2 separate regions of the Homo sapiens genome follow, and region 2 is linked to region 1. The links are chromatin contacts, found by Hi-C or POLR2A ChIA-PET in ENCODE. All regions are on one chromosome and are shown on one strand. The core of a region is the stretch at or near the end of the contact, and the rest is flanking DNA. Distances in the headings are between cores, read along the strand shown. Region 1 holds the start of KRTAP29-1 (keratin associated like protein 29-1). Region 2 holds the start of KRT36 (keratin 36).

Region 1 (7,941 bases), core at 1,928-4,427:
CATCAAGCCATTGGGATTTATCATTGTCTCCTTCCAGAGTCAAGAGGGGAGTTGGCCAGCCGGATGCTGTGGCTAAAGCCTATAATCCCAGCACTTCGGGAGGCCGAGGTGGGTGAATCACCTGAGGTCAGGAGTTCGAGACCAGCCTGGCCAACGTGGTGAAACCGCATCTCTACTAAAAATACAAAAATTAGCTGGTCATGGTGGCGCACGCCTGTAGTCCCAGCTACTAGGAGGCTGAGGCAGGAGAATTGCTTGAATCTGGAAGGAGGTTGCAGTGAGCCAAGATCACTTCACTGCACTCCAGCCTGGGCGACAGAGAGAGATTCTGTCTAAACACACACACACACACACACACACACACACACACAGGAGTTGGCTAGGGTTTTGAACCTCTGTGCCAAGCACTGGACTAAGCATTTCATATGGATTACAGCAATTCTTTGAAGTAATATGTATTCTCTCCTATTTTTTCACCTATACATAAGATGCAGAATTCGAAGGACAAACAATCCAAGTGCCCATCAATGGACAATTAAATTGTGGTATATTCACCCAATGGGATATTATACTGTGAAGATGACTGGAAAATGGCGACATGCAATAGCATGGATGAATCTTACTAACATAGTGTTGATTGATATAAACAAGCTCCAGAAAACCATACGTGTGTGTATATATTTATGTATATTAATATAATGTGTGTATATATATACACACACTCAAACATATATGTGTGTATTGTTCAAAAACCACAGACACACATATGTATGAGTATACATGCATTTATACACATATGTACACACACAAACACATATATATAAAGGGAGTGATAAAATTCACGATTGTCATGGCTAATAAGTAACATGCAAATGACTAAAACCCAGTTCTTTCCAAAGCCTAGGTTCTGTATGGATCATGATATGTCTCAATGTGGTCACAGGTGTCTTTGTTGATACACTAGGTGTTTTTAGTGCCTTGAACTACAGCAAGACAGATGTTCTTGCTATTAAGAGTTTCCTTTAGGAGAAAAGAAAACAAGAGCAGAATCACTTAGAGAAAAATGGATGTAGAATGGATTGCTTTAAAACTATAAAAGTGGTATAGGATATTGGACTGAAGTTGATGTGATTTTTCAAACATGCTCATGTTCCCAGTTTGATTGACATATTTGGTAAGACTGAAAGTATTAAATACATCCTCTGGGAAGATGAAGAGCTTTGGGGGTAAATATTCAGCAATAAAACACAGTGCATGGATTCCTGCAGATTGAAAGATGCCAACATGAATACAGACAAGAAGGAGGGCAAAAGAAGTGATCCATGGTGTGACATAGAAACCAACTGTGGGGAAAAAGGCATTTCAATGGCAGGGGAGAAGGTTTTCCAGACATTGTTCTGATCAAAAATGTTTCTCTTCTTTTTAAAATGGAGGTGAAGAGGGTGCCAAGGAGAAGGCATTTTGTAGCTGGGGGTTTGCAAAGTACCCTTCAGCGTTTTCAGTATTTTCAATAATTTGTGAAGCAACCAAAGCAAACAAACACCCACAAAAAACTAACCTGAGACATGACAACGCAGTTGATGAAATCGCCATACTTTGAAGACTTAGGTAATTAGCTAACATATTCAACAGAATGAGTTAGTGGCAGAGCCAGAAATCAAGGCCAGCCCCATCTGGCTCCCCACACCGTGATCTTTCCACTCCGTCATGTGCCTCCAGCGTGAACCGGCCAGAACGTTGGCTGGTGTAGAACACCGGACCTGGTTGGTGATGCGGAGCCAGGACAAGCCCGGAGGAAAAGCAGAAGGGCCAAGAAAGTCCCTCACGAATTCCTCTTGGAAGGGATTGGTTTAACATTAACACCACTTTACAGTGATTTTTTTTATTATCACTGCTGGCGTGTTTTTATTTGTATAGAATTCATATGCTATTGATGCCCTAGGGTGGGTTTGATACTTCCTGATGAAATATTTGGTAGTTTAAAAAATTTCCAAAATTAAAAGACTGTGTTTGAGTGTATTGATAAGTAGAGGTAAGTACTCACACCAGTGTGGTCTAGCTGCTGATTACAGTCACTGGAGTGGGCGGAGGATCCCCAGGATGGGGCCTGGGCAACCTGCTCACGAGCCAGTCTGTTGCCATAGGGGTGTCAGCCTGCAGCCACTATATCAGTGTCGCCTTCTCCCTGCCTCCCCAAAGTCAGGGGGTCTAATAGGTGGTTAAGATCAGGGGTTTGGTGGTCAGACAAAGCTAGGTTTGAATTTTGTTTCTACCCCTTTTCATTTGCATAATTTTGGGAACATGATTTAAACTCTATGAGTTTTGCCACTTCTGTTTTCTTCTTTTCTGTTCTAAAAAAATCTTGAGAGGAACCAATTTGGGGGAGATTTTAAGCTTCCTAAAAGGGCCAATGAAGTTTTATATTTTAATCTTAACTTTGTTTTAAACCTGGTTTCTTCTTTATTTATTACTTTTTTTTAGTTTTGCCACTTCTAACATAGTGATGACAATTATACTTACTGAAGTCATTGTGAGGATCCAGTGAAAAATGCAGCCAAGGACTTGATCTAGTAACTATGCAATAAATGAAAGCCATTTCTATTGTTATTATTAGTAATAGTACTAGTAAACAAGTTTCAGGAATGATAAATGGGAAGGTTTTAAAAAGAGGTAGAGGCACTTAAGTGTCCCTGGGTTCCTTGGACTAATTTTCCATTTCCCGTCTTGACATCCTCTCCCCAAACTGGGTCAAGGCTTCATTTCTGATTGAATGGTGCAAAGCTGCATTCCTGGAGGAACAGCAGGGCCACTCTGGCTTGGCAGAGGCCTCCTGATGAAAGGTTAGTGCCAGGAAAGGCCTGCTTCAGTGAGGCTGGAGAGCAACCTGTAAAAGAGACAGCTCATCCAAGAGCAGGAGCAGTGTCAACGAATCCAAATGCAGCGCAGAAAACTCCCGACTCAACAGACACCTTTTCAAAGTTGAAACATCTCCCAGGCTCCTGAAGCCTGCTAATCAGATGTTTGCATGCAAATGAGTAAAAACAATAACAAGGAAAGATGCTGCATGGCGTGCCAACACCCCTAGTGAAGGACTATAAAAGCCCCTCTGTATCGGATGTCTTTCCAATGCAGGTATACTGAGCTTGCAACTTCCCAGCAAGGTCAGCACCAGCACCATGGCAGACGGCTGTTGTCCTGGAAACACCACAGCCATTCCAGCTGTGCCCACCATCACCACATACCCAGTTAAAGGTGGATTTCGACATGCTCTCTGTTTGCCTAGTTCCTGCCACAGCAGAATGTGGCAACTGGTCACATGCCAAGAAAGCTGTCAGCCATCCATTGGTGCCCCAAGTGGCTGTGATCCTGCTTCGTGTCAACCTACCCGCCTTCCAGCAACGTCTTGTGTGGGTTTTGTTTGCCAACCTATGTGCTCCCACGCAGCCTGCTATCAGTCTGGCACTGGTCAGTCTCCTTGTCTGGTTAGCTCATGTCAGCCATCCTGCTCGGAATCTACTTGTTGTCAGGAAAAGTGCTGCGATGCCAGTCCCTGCCAGCAAAGCTCCTGCCAGGAATCTGTCTGCATGTCTGGATCATGTCAGGCAGCTTGTGGCCAATCAGTCTGCTGTGATGCTGGATCCTGCCAGCCATCCTGCTCTGAAGTGACCTCCTGTCCGGAAACTTCTTGCCTACCAACCATCTGTACAGCTAGTCCATGCCAACCAACTTGGTGCCAAGGAAGTTCATGTCAACCCGTCAGTGGTGAAGGCCAGCCCTGTAAATCAACTTATTATCAACCCATCTGCTATATTTTCAAGCCTTGCCAATCAGCCCTCTACATGCCTGTTCCCTGCCAGCCATCGACTTGTGTGTTCAGTTCTTGCAATACTACTTGCTGTGTGCCTTCCCATTGCCAGCCACCTCACTGCCAACTGGTTCCTTCCACATGCTTCATCTACCAGCCAGTGGCTAACTGCCAGGCCCCTTGTTCCACAAAGAACTGTTGCAAACCAGCTTCTTGTGACACTGTGATTTCTGGCCAACCAACTTGTGATGGACCCCCTTCCTATAACCAGAGTGGCTGCAAATCAGCTTGCTGTGTGACTGGTTTAGGCACATCACCCAGTAGTGGCTCCAATTGCTTGCCGACTTCATGCCAACCCAGCTGTGAGTCCAGCTTCTGCAAGGCAACACTTTGTTAATGGAGCCCTCTTCACACCTCCTCTGAGGGTCTGCGGCTGTCTATAAATGCATAGCCATCCCTGGGTGCCTGCCTCCCACCGAGTACAAATGCTGCCTGCTTTCTAACTTTACCCTGATTCCACCTTCACATTCTCTCCAGGTGCTGACCAGGGAACTTGTCCAGGCACGAAGAGATCCTTCTTAACCGAGAATAACCTTTCAGCAACCATGGACTACCACACTGCTGCTTGCATTTCCTGATGATGTCAATTCATTTCACTTTAGCAAACCCTCTCTTGTTTCTCTTTCTTGATGCTGCCTGGTCTTTCAGAAGACCTCGTTGCTGCCAGCTGCTAATAAAAATGTGACTGGTTAAGTATAATAAATAAGACTCCTGGAGTGCTTTCATTCCTACACACACCTCTATGTAGATTTCCTTCAGGTCACATTTGAACACAATGAGCCTGAGTCATCTAAGTCAGTGGGTCTGCATTGGTCTGCAAGGGTAGCTAGTGTCTAGGATTATAGATTCTCCAGCTGGACGAGAGTAAGGGCAAACAGTTCACTGGCTTCCAAAATTTTCACCACCAAGAGTTCTTTTGAGCTGAGTGGGCTCATTTTCCCTATAGTGAGTAGACAGGAAGCCAACAACAAAAATGGTTCTGGAAAGCCACAGATGAAAACAAACATGAGGTATTGGCCATAGAGAATAGCTTAGGGTTAATTCATTTAAGATTCTTTTTTTTTTTTTTTTTTTTTTGACACAGAGTTTCACTCTTGTTGCCCAGGCTGGAGTGCAAGAGCGTGATCTCGGCCCACCGCAACCTCTGCCTCCTGGGTTCAAGCGATTCTCCTGCCTGGGACATTGTGTCAGCTGGCTAAGGAGAAATATTCATAGGATCCCTTTGTATTATCATAGAGCAGGCAATGAAGGGTGTACCTGTAGGTGAGCAGCAATAATTTGGTAACTAGCAAACAAATCTTCATAGTTCACATTTTTCTGTCACTGAGGTATACTTTGGATCTGTAGAGAGACTATTAATTGTTTTATCCCCAGTTTTAGAATCACAAGGGTCGTAGTCTTGAAAGAAGGTTCTGGGTCAAAAAAGAGGGGGATGGCCATAAGAACAAAATCTAGCACCTGAACATGGAAGGGTCCAGGTGGAGAATTTCTACCTGCAGTTGAATTGACTAATGTCAGCACTGAATCTCTTCTTGAATTGAATTCAAGAAGCATTGAATGCTTCTTGAATCCCTAGATATAGGTGGGCTTATCATTTCAACAGTTCAAGTAGCTAGATCTGTTCTAGTCTTCTAATGGGTATTTTCCTTTTATTTCTAACTATGTATGGGTATTGCCTTCAGTACCTTTTCTACCCACACACATGCACACACATATAGATGCATACAGGTACACACACACACACTCAGATACAGATGCACACACATACATGCACACACACACTCACACACAGACACACACCACATTTCAACTTAGTTGTATGGCTGCACTTAAGGTTGATTTATTTGCTCCATGATTTACAATTGCCTATAAAACATGCCTAGCCAAACCTGAGTAAAGTGCACTAAAAGACTGATTTTAGCATTTTAGCCTTCCCCATCTAACTGGCCCAGCTGATATCACCCTCTTGTTCCCCCCTGCCCTTTGGATGACTCCTGTCCCAGTTTAAATGGTTGGACTTCTGTCCTTATGTCTTTATGACCAGTGCCCTGACTTTCTCCCAGATCGGGCCTTCTCCCCAACCCGAGGAGGGACCTTAGGATCTGCTCATAAACTTACCTGATGGTCACTGGCTGAGCATCTCTCGTTCCAGTCCTCTCAATCACTGTGATTTGAGGTTCTCAGTAGTTAAATAGGTCTTGCCAATATGTGTGGGACATTCTAAAAAAAACCTTACAGATGAAGGAAAACTAACCAAAAGAGCCCGGGAATAATGAGACATCAAGGTCACTGAAGGACAAGAGTATGGGCATTTGCCTTATGACCTGCTTGGAAATGCAACTCAGAGGAGGACTTCTATGGTGGTGGTGAGGAAAAAGCACTAGACCACGGCTCAAAGGAGAAGGCTTGAGTTGCATCCTGGCCACTTATTTACTGTATGACCTTATGTAACACCAGGGTGCTAATCTATAACACGAAGAAGTTAGTTTATTCTACCTCTGAGGGCTCATTTATTTACATGATCTTGTGAGTTTGTTGATGTGTTCTGTGAGGTTCTAAATATTCTCAAACTGATTAAAACTGAAGCCTCTTGTACTTCTGGAACTGATGGGGAAGAGATTTGGAAGGATATCTTTTTAGTATGCCATAAAATAAGAAATGTGATTGACTAATTTTGAGGTCCAAAAAGAAAATTAGAAACAAAAAGGAGGAGGGGGAGAGAGGGAACTTGATATCACAAAGGAAGTGCCATGGATGGAATGTCTCCCAGAAACGATCTTTGGGTGGACACCCTGTGCAAAACCTCTCTTGAGACATGAATGGAACTTCACGGAAGATGAATCCTTAAGTAAGCCTGTGAAAGAATTCTCAAAAGTATTATTTCTCAGAGATTTCAAAATTAAAATAACAATTACATATTACTTTACAGGTATTAGATTTGCAAAAAATAGAGTGCTATATCAGAGCCCAGCAAACTTATCCTGTAAAGGGACAGATATACATAATTTAGGCTTTGTGGGGCACATGGTCTCTGTTGCAACTACTGAATTTTGCCGTTGTATCATTGCATTATATCATTACATTTATAGACAATATGTAAGCAAATGAGTGTGGCTGGGTTCTAATAAAACTTTGTAAAAACAGGCTGGGGCTCTGTTTGGCTCATGGTGAGACGGGAAGAGTTTCCTTGTTCCCCTCGCAGGGCGTGCAACGGGGGCGTGGCTCGCTTCTTCCGTGCCCCACTGCTCACACTTCTAGGGGAAGCATGCAGATGGGCAGGCTTTGGGGCTCTGACCCCACGGCAGCGTCTAGGGGTGAGTGTTTACAGCTGAAGCCCCAGTGGGTGTGTGTACAGGGTACTCTTTCAGTTTAGCCTCCGTCCATAGATGGGTTGTGTTAGTTAGCTCAATTAGACCCCCTGCCTTATGGCAAGGACAGAGGGCTTTCTGTATCCCAGGGTTTCCTGCCTTGTTGTACTGGAGGAATCGGATCACACATGGGCTTGGAGAATGAGTGCAAGGTTTTATTGAGTGGAAGTAGCTCTCAGCAGACGGGGGAGCCAGAAGGGGGATGGAGTGGGAAGGTGGTTTTCCCCTGGAGTTGGGCTGCTCAGCCAGGCTTCCCTCATCCCGCCCCCGACAAACTCACTATGGTTCCCCCTGTCGATGGCCTGCCGTCCTGCTGGCGTCTGCCGCTGCCTGTCGGTGTGCTCTTCTGACGATTTGCTCCTCTCGGATGTCCAGCTGCCTGTGTCTCTTCCCACTAGGCACAGGATGAGGGCGTGGTGGGCCAGGGTGGTTTTGGGAAATGCAACGTTTGGGCACAAAAACAGAAATGCCTGTTCTTATTCATTCAGAAATGCCTGTTCCCTAGGTCCGTGGGCACAGTAGGGGTGGAGTCCTCACCAGGGACCCACCCTTCTTCTCCCAGCACTTCCCTGCCCCGCTCCTGTATCAATGGGCCATAGTTTTCTGACTCCTGTGCTATATAATGCCAAGTGTTGGTGGGAGTGGGAATTTACAGGAATTTTCCTGCATTGCTAATGGGATTGTTGGCTTGTTTGGCCACTCTAAAGA
Region 2 (7,941 bases), core at 1,733-4,232, 190 kb before region 1:
AGAGTAAGGGTCAGAGGCCAGATGGAGACTTCTAGCTGAGGGGACTGTTGCAGCTCTGGACACAATCCTAGACCATGCCTCTTCGAGTAGCTGTCTTTTCTTTGACAGCTGGGTTAGGCCTCTGAATTAGTATTCCATTAAACCAGGGCAAGTGGTTTGTGCCCTGGAAACAGCATTGGACTGGGGTTCTGACTATATGGGTACTAATAGCAGTTTCAGTCTCTTAAATCTGTGAAACGACTTCCTGTTTATCCAGCCCCTTTGGATGTAGTTCTCACAATCCCGTGATTGTGGTGTTATGACCTCCACAGACCTATTGTGAAAGCTGAGGCTCAGAGGGATGGAGCAGCTTGAACTTAGTTCTCGCTGAGTCCCGGCTCAGGGCCCTTCCCTTGGGTCGGGGGGTTGGCTGTGCAGTCAACAATAAGGAAAAAGGCAAGACACTGAGGGCAGCTGAAAGACTTTTACCTTTGACGAGCTGGTCACCTGCTCCAGGGAAGGTACATTCCTCTCCCCACAACCCTAGAGGCACCTCTCTGGTCCACAGTGTCCCTCCTGATGCTCAGGTGAGAATGATGGGGACATCTAGATATTCGGATTAGCAGACTCCTTGCTTATTCAGTTGTCCTGAGAGAAACCTAGAATCAGCTTCAGATATGGATCATACAGTACAGGGGTTAAAACAAAAAAGAAAATGAGAATATTAACTTCAGATGCCTACCAGCCAGAGATCCCGAACAGAGAAGAGCTCTGCAAAGGGCTTGGTGAGGGCTGCCCTATGGCCCATTTTGCAGGACAAGCACGCTGTGTCATGAACAAGGGAAACCGAGGCATGGGTGTATTGAGGACTTGCCTGAGTGGGCCCAACAGAGACAGCCAGACTCCACGCTAGTTGTCCCAGAAAATAAAGTCAGGGGTGCTTAGGGGAGGTTGGGTCGGAGCCCCAGTCTTGGTCCTGATAGTCCAATGGTTCTCAACTGGGGGTGGTTTTGCCCCCTGACTCCTAACCCGGGGAACATTTGGCAATGTCTGTAGACAGTTTTGGTTGTCAACACTGGGGCAGGGGGTGGCTACTGGCATCTGGTGGTAGAGTCCAGGGATACTGCCACACATTTTACAAAGCACAGGAGAGCCCTAAACAACAAAGAATGACCTGGCACGAAGGGCTGAGGTTGGGAAACCCCATGACAATCCAATCCTAGGCCCTGCCAGGAGAACTGGGGAGATTGGGTGGCTGTGAGGAAGCCATTGCTGGGGCAGCTGGTGCTCTGGAGGGCTGATGCTGTGCTCTTGCTCCCAGAGGGGCTGCACGGGGTCCACTGCCAGCTGCTCCTGGACATCTTGTCAAGGTGTCCACCTTGCTGGGAGAGGCATGTTCACCACAGCCAATCCTCCCTGGATAATTTCAGAGAGAAGCTTATAAAACATTTTAAGAGGTTGGCAAATTACAACCTTAGAAGCACATAAATGCTTCCATAAACGCCAGCTTTGCAAACCAAGCGTGTGTGGGGGCAGAGTGAGCAGGTTTCCCAAGCCTTGGGAAAGTCCATGTTTCAAGGCGGAAGACCCAGGTTTATCTTTGGTCCCCAATTCTCAGGTTCTTCTCTCTCGGCTTGCTTAACTATCTGGCAGTATTTAGCTTTTTTCTTTGTATTCCTCCTCTGTCCAAAGAGTCTGCCATTGGCCATTTCTGTGACCTGTTAAGGGACCAGGAGGGTCAGAGCAGGTTGTTCTAGGGTCCTGATTCTACCCATGAGGTTCAAAAAGCTGACGGCCACAAAGGAAACTGCCCTCCAGCTCTGCCCAGTGATCCAAGCATGCAGATTCCATAATAGCAGGAGTCTGTGATGATGTGTTCATTGACTGAGGGACTGGCTATGGGGCATCTCCTTCTCCCACTGCCACCCTGCTGTGCCCAGTGGGCAGACAGACCATTCTCAGCAGTGCCATGTGAATGCTCACACTCACGAACCTTTGCTGGTCACAGCCATAAACCATCATCAAAGACTGTCAACCTAACCTAACCTAACCTAACCTAACCTAACCTAACCTAACCTAACCTAACCAACCAACACTTCTGCAGGACCCAGTGGCTTGCAAAACACTTTCACTTCTTGTTCGATCCTCCTTATATCTGTGTGAAGCAGGCGGGACAGAAGGACAATCTCTACTGTTCCAGTGAAAACACTGAGGTTCCCAGGGAGGAAATGATGTGCTCAGTATCACAGGGCAAATTAGTAGCAGAGCCAGGATTTGAACTATGTCTCCTGTCCCTAAATTCTGGGTACCCAGACTTGACTCCAGTTGTGTGGGGAAGCAGTGGGGCAAGGAAGTAGGATTTGGTGTCTGAGAGCCCTAGTTTCAGACCCAAGCTCTGCCAGTCACTTCCTGTTCACACTGAGCAAGCTATTAAACCATTCGGAGCCCCAGTTTCCACACTGGTAAAAATGAAGATAAAATCAGCCACCTCCTAGGGTTGTTACGAGGTGTAAATGAAATAACAATGAGCCTGGTACATCACAGGTGCTCCCTGAATTTTAGTTCCTTTGCTCCCTTTTACCATCCCAGTAGCCCAGGCAGGGGTGAGCAGCTATGAGGCGTGGCAGCAGTGGATGGAAGTGACAAGGGACAGATGAGGATCCCCAGGGGAAGGGAGGTGGAGAAAGCAGGAACCAAATGTCATTCGTGCAGCCACTCCCGATTTATGGGATCTGGTGCAGAGACTCTTTGAAGAGGCAATAAAACTCATATTCTGCTAGGAAATGACAACAGTGGAGAGTCCTGACTTAGCAAACCAAATTCAACGATTTGATTTTTTTTTTTTTTTTACAAGGCATGGGGTTCCGGATGGGTAGCAAAAATCACATTCTAATATTAGCTATCTGGGGTAGGAACAGGCTTTCCCAAGAGCAAGAGATGTGTACCATGCCAACACCCAATGGTGAGTGTACATAAATGCTCCATAGAGGCCTTGAGAGTCCAGAACCTGAGCTCCTTGCTAAGCTGCAACCTTCCTCTGCTAGCACCATGGCCACCCAGACCTGCACCCCTACCTTCTCCACTGGGTCTATCAAGGGCCTCTGTGGCACAGCAGGCGGCATCTCTCGGGTGTCCTCCATCCGTTCTGTGGGCTCCTGCAGGGTCCCCAGTCTCGCCGGTGCTGCAGGGTACATCTCTTCTGCTAGGTCGGGCCTCTCTGGCCTTGGGAGCTGCTTGCCTGGCTCCTACCTGTCTTCTGAGTGCCACACCTCTGGCTTTGTGGGGAGCGGGGGCTGGTTCTGCGAGGGCTCCTTCAACGGCAGCGAGAAGGAGACTATGCAGTTCCTGAACGACCGCCTGGCCAACTACCTGGAGAAGGTGCGTCAGCTGGAGCGGGAGAACGCGGAGCTGGAGAGCCGCATCCAGGAGTGGTACGAGTTTCAGATCCCATACATCTGCCCAGACTACCAGTCCTACTTCAAGACCATCGAAGATTTCCAGCAGAAGGTGAGGGAGACCTGGCCCCTTTCCAGCTGAGCAGCCCAACTCTTAGGAGGCGTCTGTCTCATTCCAGGGCCTTTCCAGATGGGACGGTAGCTTTTAGGGAATTCTCCTGGTAGGGCAAACTTTTCTCTCTAGGGCTTTGGTTTCCTGGGGGACCCAGGCTTCTCTGCTGGTCTCTTGCTTGTACCTTGTTGCCAGCCGTTCCTCACCCCCCTCCCCTTGCTGTAGGAAGGGAAGGAACATGTACCAAGCCCCTACCGGATACAGCACTGTGCCTGACACTTTCCTATTCCCTGGCTTATTTATTCTTCATCTTGGAGAGATTGGTATTACTGGACCCATCTGACAGATGTGGAAGTTGAATTTTGAGGGGTTCAGCAACTTGCTCAAGAGCACACAGGCTCAGTGTTAGATGCAGAACCTGAACTCAGGTCTGCCTCACCCTGGTGTATCTTGCTGTGCCACTCTGAAGGCTACAGGCGCCAGGACTGATGGTCACTGACATCCTCGGGATGCCCCTGTGGGGTGGATGCTCCCCCCACACCTGGGGTGTGGCTCAGGGCTGGAAATGGTGAAGGGGCTGGTGGTACACAGTGGCATGGCCTCTGTGAGCTGAGCTATCCCCCTACCTGCCCCCACACTGCTGGGCCTCCTGTAGCTTATGGGAAGCCTCTTGTTCCCCAGATCCTGCTGACTAAGTCTGAGAATGCCAGGCTGGTCCTGCAGATTGATAATGCCAAGCTGGCTGCTGACGACTTCCGGACCAAGTGAGTGGGCCTGATCAGGGAAGGTTTGCCATGCCACTCCCTTGCCTCTGTCCCCTGCCTTTGGGAGCTGGTGATGTGGGAATAAGGCTGGATGGGAAAATGTGGCATGAGCCCTGGACCTCAGGGGAAAGGAGTGTCATGCTCCTGATCCCGTCAGCCACTGCAGCTGGACAGTAGGGCAGGGGTCCCTGCTGGTGTGTGGTTTCCTTTGCTGCAGACTTGGCAGGGTTCTGTGTGTGCAGGTATGAGACAGAGCTGTCTCTGCGGCAGCTAGTGGAGGCCGACATCAACGGCCTGCGTAGGATCCTGGATGAGCTGACCCTGTGCAAGGCTGACCTGGAGGCTCAGGTGGAGTCCCTGAAGGAGGAGCTGATGTGCCTCAAGAAGAATCACGAGGAGGTGAGGCTGGTGCCATGTGACTTCCCAGTGTTTCCCATCCAGCTTAGGAAGCCACTGCTGGGCTTTCAGTTTTCTGTGCGGCAGGAACTATACAAAGGCCTTGCATTTCATTCTCGTTTCATTTCATCCTTACAATAATCCCAAGAATTATAAACTGTTACAAGCTCCATTTTACAGATGAGAAAACTTAGGCACAAAGAGGTTAAGTTGCTTGCCTAAGGTCATAGAGGGTCTACACTTTTGCCCATAACACTACATGTCTATTTGGGCTCTAGTGCCTGATAACAGCAATTTAATTTGCCTAGGGTTTGTATCATCTCACAAATATCCCATAGAAGGAGGTAGGTATATACGGAGAAGGAGACCAAGGCTCAGAGATATTTAAGTATCCTGTCTAATGCTATGCAGCTGGTGACTGAGGGAAGAGGGTTTGAATTCAGGTCATTGAAACCTGCAATCCAGCATCTTTTTCACAACCTCATGCCGTCTTGCCTCCTCTCTGCAGGAAGTCAGTGTACTCCGTTGCCAACTTGGGGACCGACTGAATGTGGAGGTGGACGCTGCTCCCCCAGTGGATCTCAACAAGATCCTGGAGGATATGAGATGCCAGTACGAGGCCCTGGTGGAGAATAACCGCAGAGATGTGGAGGCCTGGTTCAACACCCAGGTGGGGCTGGGGTGCCCTGGGACCACAGGCTCCTGGGCTGGGGTTACCCTTGGAAGTAGCTTGGTTTGACCATGCTCTGGGCCCTGGCATGTGTTTCAGACTGAGGAGCTGAACCAGCAGGTGGTGTCCAGCTCGGAGCAGCTGCAGTGCTGCCAGACGGAGATCATCGAGCTGAGACGTACGGTCAACGCGCTAGAGATTGAGCTGCAGGCTCAGCACAGCATGGTGAGTGGCCCCTGCCTGCGTCGCTGGCCACGGCCTGTGGCAGGTCCCCGACGCACCAGCCTCAGCGTGCAGGCTCTCATGGGGTGTGATCACAGGCCGTAGGCAGATGCCCAGGGCTGTGGGTTTCTGGGGTCAGGGGATTCCTCCCCAATAGGCAGCTCTTCCTCTTTCCCATTGCAGCGGAATTCCTTGGAATCCACCCTGGCCGAAACCGAGGCCCGCTACAGCTCCCAGCTGGCCCAGATGCAGTGCCTGATCAGCAACGTGGAGGCCCAGCTGTCTGAGATCCGCTGCGACCTGGAGCGGCAGAACCAGGAGTACCAGGTGTTACTGGACGTCAAGGCCCGGCTGGAGGGCGAGATCGCTACCTACCGCCACCTGCTGGAGGGAGAGGACTGCAAGTGAGTGGCCCTTGGGCTGGGGTAGGGCTTGACTGAACCCTCAGTGCCATGTGGAGGGCGTCAAGCCCAGAAGTGGTTGTCGCCCAGATGAAGGGAACTAAACCAAAGCCCCTTGAGATTCTCCATTTAGTCCCAGGCTTTGGTAATGCACAGCGGGAGAATCCAACCCAACACACGCCGCGTGTTTTCCGCCATCTTTTCTGATTGGCAGTTTCTGCTCTTCATTCCTGTAGCTCAGTCCTCTCACCCTTGGGGAATTCAGAGGCACTGAGATGATCCGGGGCCACCGGTCTCGCTTGATCCTCTAGATCTGTTTAACACGAATCTCAGCCCAGTGCTCCGATGCCAAATGCACCCTGCATGATTTTGTTTCCTCAGGCTTCCTCCCCAACCTTGTGCCACGGCATGCAAGCCTGTTATTAGAGTTCCTTCTGTCCCCCCGGTGCCCTGTGTCCCCTCTGTGCCCTGCACCCCGGCTCCCCAGGTTGGCACTCAGATCCGCACCATCACCGAGGAGATCAGAGATGGGAAAGTCATCTCCTCCAGGGAGCACGTGCAGTCCCGCCCGCTGTGACAGCCCACTTGGTCCACCAGGGCAGGGCCCTGACCACAGGAAGGAGGACACCCCTGTGGCTCCTGGAGGCTTAACGACCCTGCCCTTCTCTAGAGGGGTCCCCCTACGCTTAGCAGGTTTTTCTACCAAAACACTCCCCGTATTGTGTTTCCGGACTTAACTGTGCTTTTACGCCATGCAAAACCAGGTTTCCTGGAAATTTACCCAATAAAGTGTGTTCTCCTGGCATAGCAAACTCAACCCTGGCTGACTCTGTTGATGCTCATGTGCTCGTGTGGTTCATGGGGGTGTCTGATCAGGGGCTGCAGTATAGTTGTGGGGTTTCCATTTAGGTCTATCTTCTCGGGCTCTGAGTGGGAGGCGGTGGCAGGGTGATTTGAAGTATTTAATAACAAAGATGCCTCAGAGGCTGGCCAATGAGAACAGACACTGACCCAGTCTGGATGGGTGCGGCCATAGCTCTCAGCTTGGCCCTGCCTGTGAGTAGACACCTTAGGGCGGCCCCAGAAGAGGCAAAGGCTCCAGAGCCAGTCTTCATCCATAGCCCGACCTGGATTCGGTGGCTATCTCTCTTTTTCTTTCAGCTTCTCCTCTCTTGCCCAGCTGCTGTCACCCTGCTGCCTGATACTGGGGATGGTTAAGGAGAGGGGGTCCCAGGAACAAGCAGAGAGGGCCAAACACTAGGCAGCCATCCTCAGCCAGCCATGCCAGGGAGGGCAGTCAGGGAGAGCAGGGAGGTGAAGGTGGAGGGCAGGTGAATCCATGTCCCAACAAGGCACATAGGGCCAAACTGAAGGGTGCCAGGGACAGTGGGGTGGGGGTGGGTGCTCAGACATGGAGTCTGGGGAGAGGACAGCCAGGCTTCACTGTGGAGCAGAGTTCAGAGCCCTGGATTCCACTGGCTGAGTTAGGCAGGTCTGCAGGTGGGGCCTAACTCTGCCAGCTCTGGACACCCCTCTGATCAGAGAAGCATGGCCTGGGAGAGGTCTGAGGGCCTCACGGTTGGTTCCTTTGCCCCTGCTCCAGTCTTCACTTGAGAAAACAGGCCCAGAGAGGGCAGTGACTTGTTCCAGGCCACAGAGCAGTGAGTGGCAGAGACCTGGCCATCACCTGGCTATTCTGACCCTGGCTCTGGAGCTCTTCTCAGTACAATTTCTCTCTCTCTCTCTCTCTGTCTCGCTCTCTGTCTCTGTCTCTCTTCCCTCCTCCCCCTCTCTTGTGCTCACTCTCCTCTGGGCTCTCCTCTGGGTCATGGCCAAGACATCCATGACCTGGCTCTGCCTCATGTCATCAGCTACTTGCTGCTAAATGGGACTCTTCAATCACTTGCTGAGCAAGCCAGAGGTGCAGCAAACTTATCAGACAACAGGAGAAGACGTGCATAGGTAGCATCAGAGCATCCTGCACTGAGCCCGACTCTGCCAC

The links. A loop is a pair of places that touch in the nucleus more often than their neighbours do. ChIA-PET counts read pairs that join two places held with the same protein, here RNA polymerase II (POLR2A). Pooled maps may share reads with other maps.
Region 2: a map of heart right ventricle shows a loop between it and region 1 (2.8-fold over the local background). The contact joins the promoter of KRT36 here to the promoter of KRTAP29-1 in region 1. A Hi-C loop is called at or near these places in 1 of 168 maps with a recorded cell type or tissue (heart right ventricle) and 1 of 50 pooled maps. POLR2A ChIA-PET finds 5 or more read pairs at or near these places in 3 of 52 experiments (H1, MCF 10A and activated naive CD4-positive, alpha-beta T cell).

What each region holds. Positions count from the first base shown.
Region 1 is chr17:41,298,087-41,306,027 of GRCh38, reverse strand. KRTAP29-1 (keratin associated like protein 29-1) reads left to right here and starts at 3,177. Exons shown (of 1, transcript NM_001257309.1): 1 at 3,177-4,202. The coding sequence starts at 3,177. The coding sequence ends at 4,202.
Region 2 is chr17:41,484,951-41,492,891 of GRCh38, reverse strand. KRT36 (keratin 36) reads left to right here and starts at 2,982. Exons shown (of 7, transcript NM_003771.5): 1 at 2,982-3,486; 2 at 4,168-4,250; 3 at 4,493-4,649; 4 at 5,155-5,316; 5 at 5,416-5,541; 6 at 5,722-5,942; 7 at 6,321-6,756. The coding sequence starts at 3,028. The coding sequence ends at 6,516. RefSeq lists an enhancer at 6,041-6,994.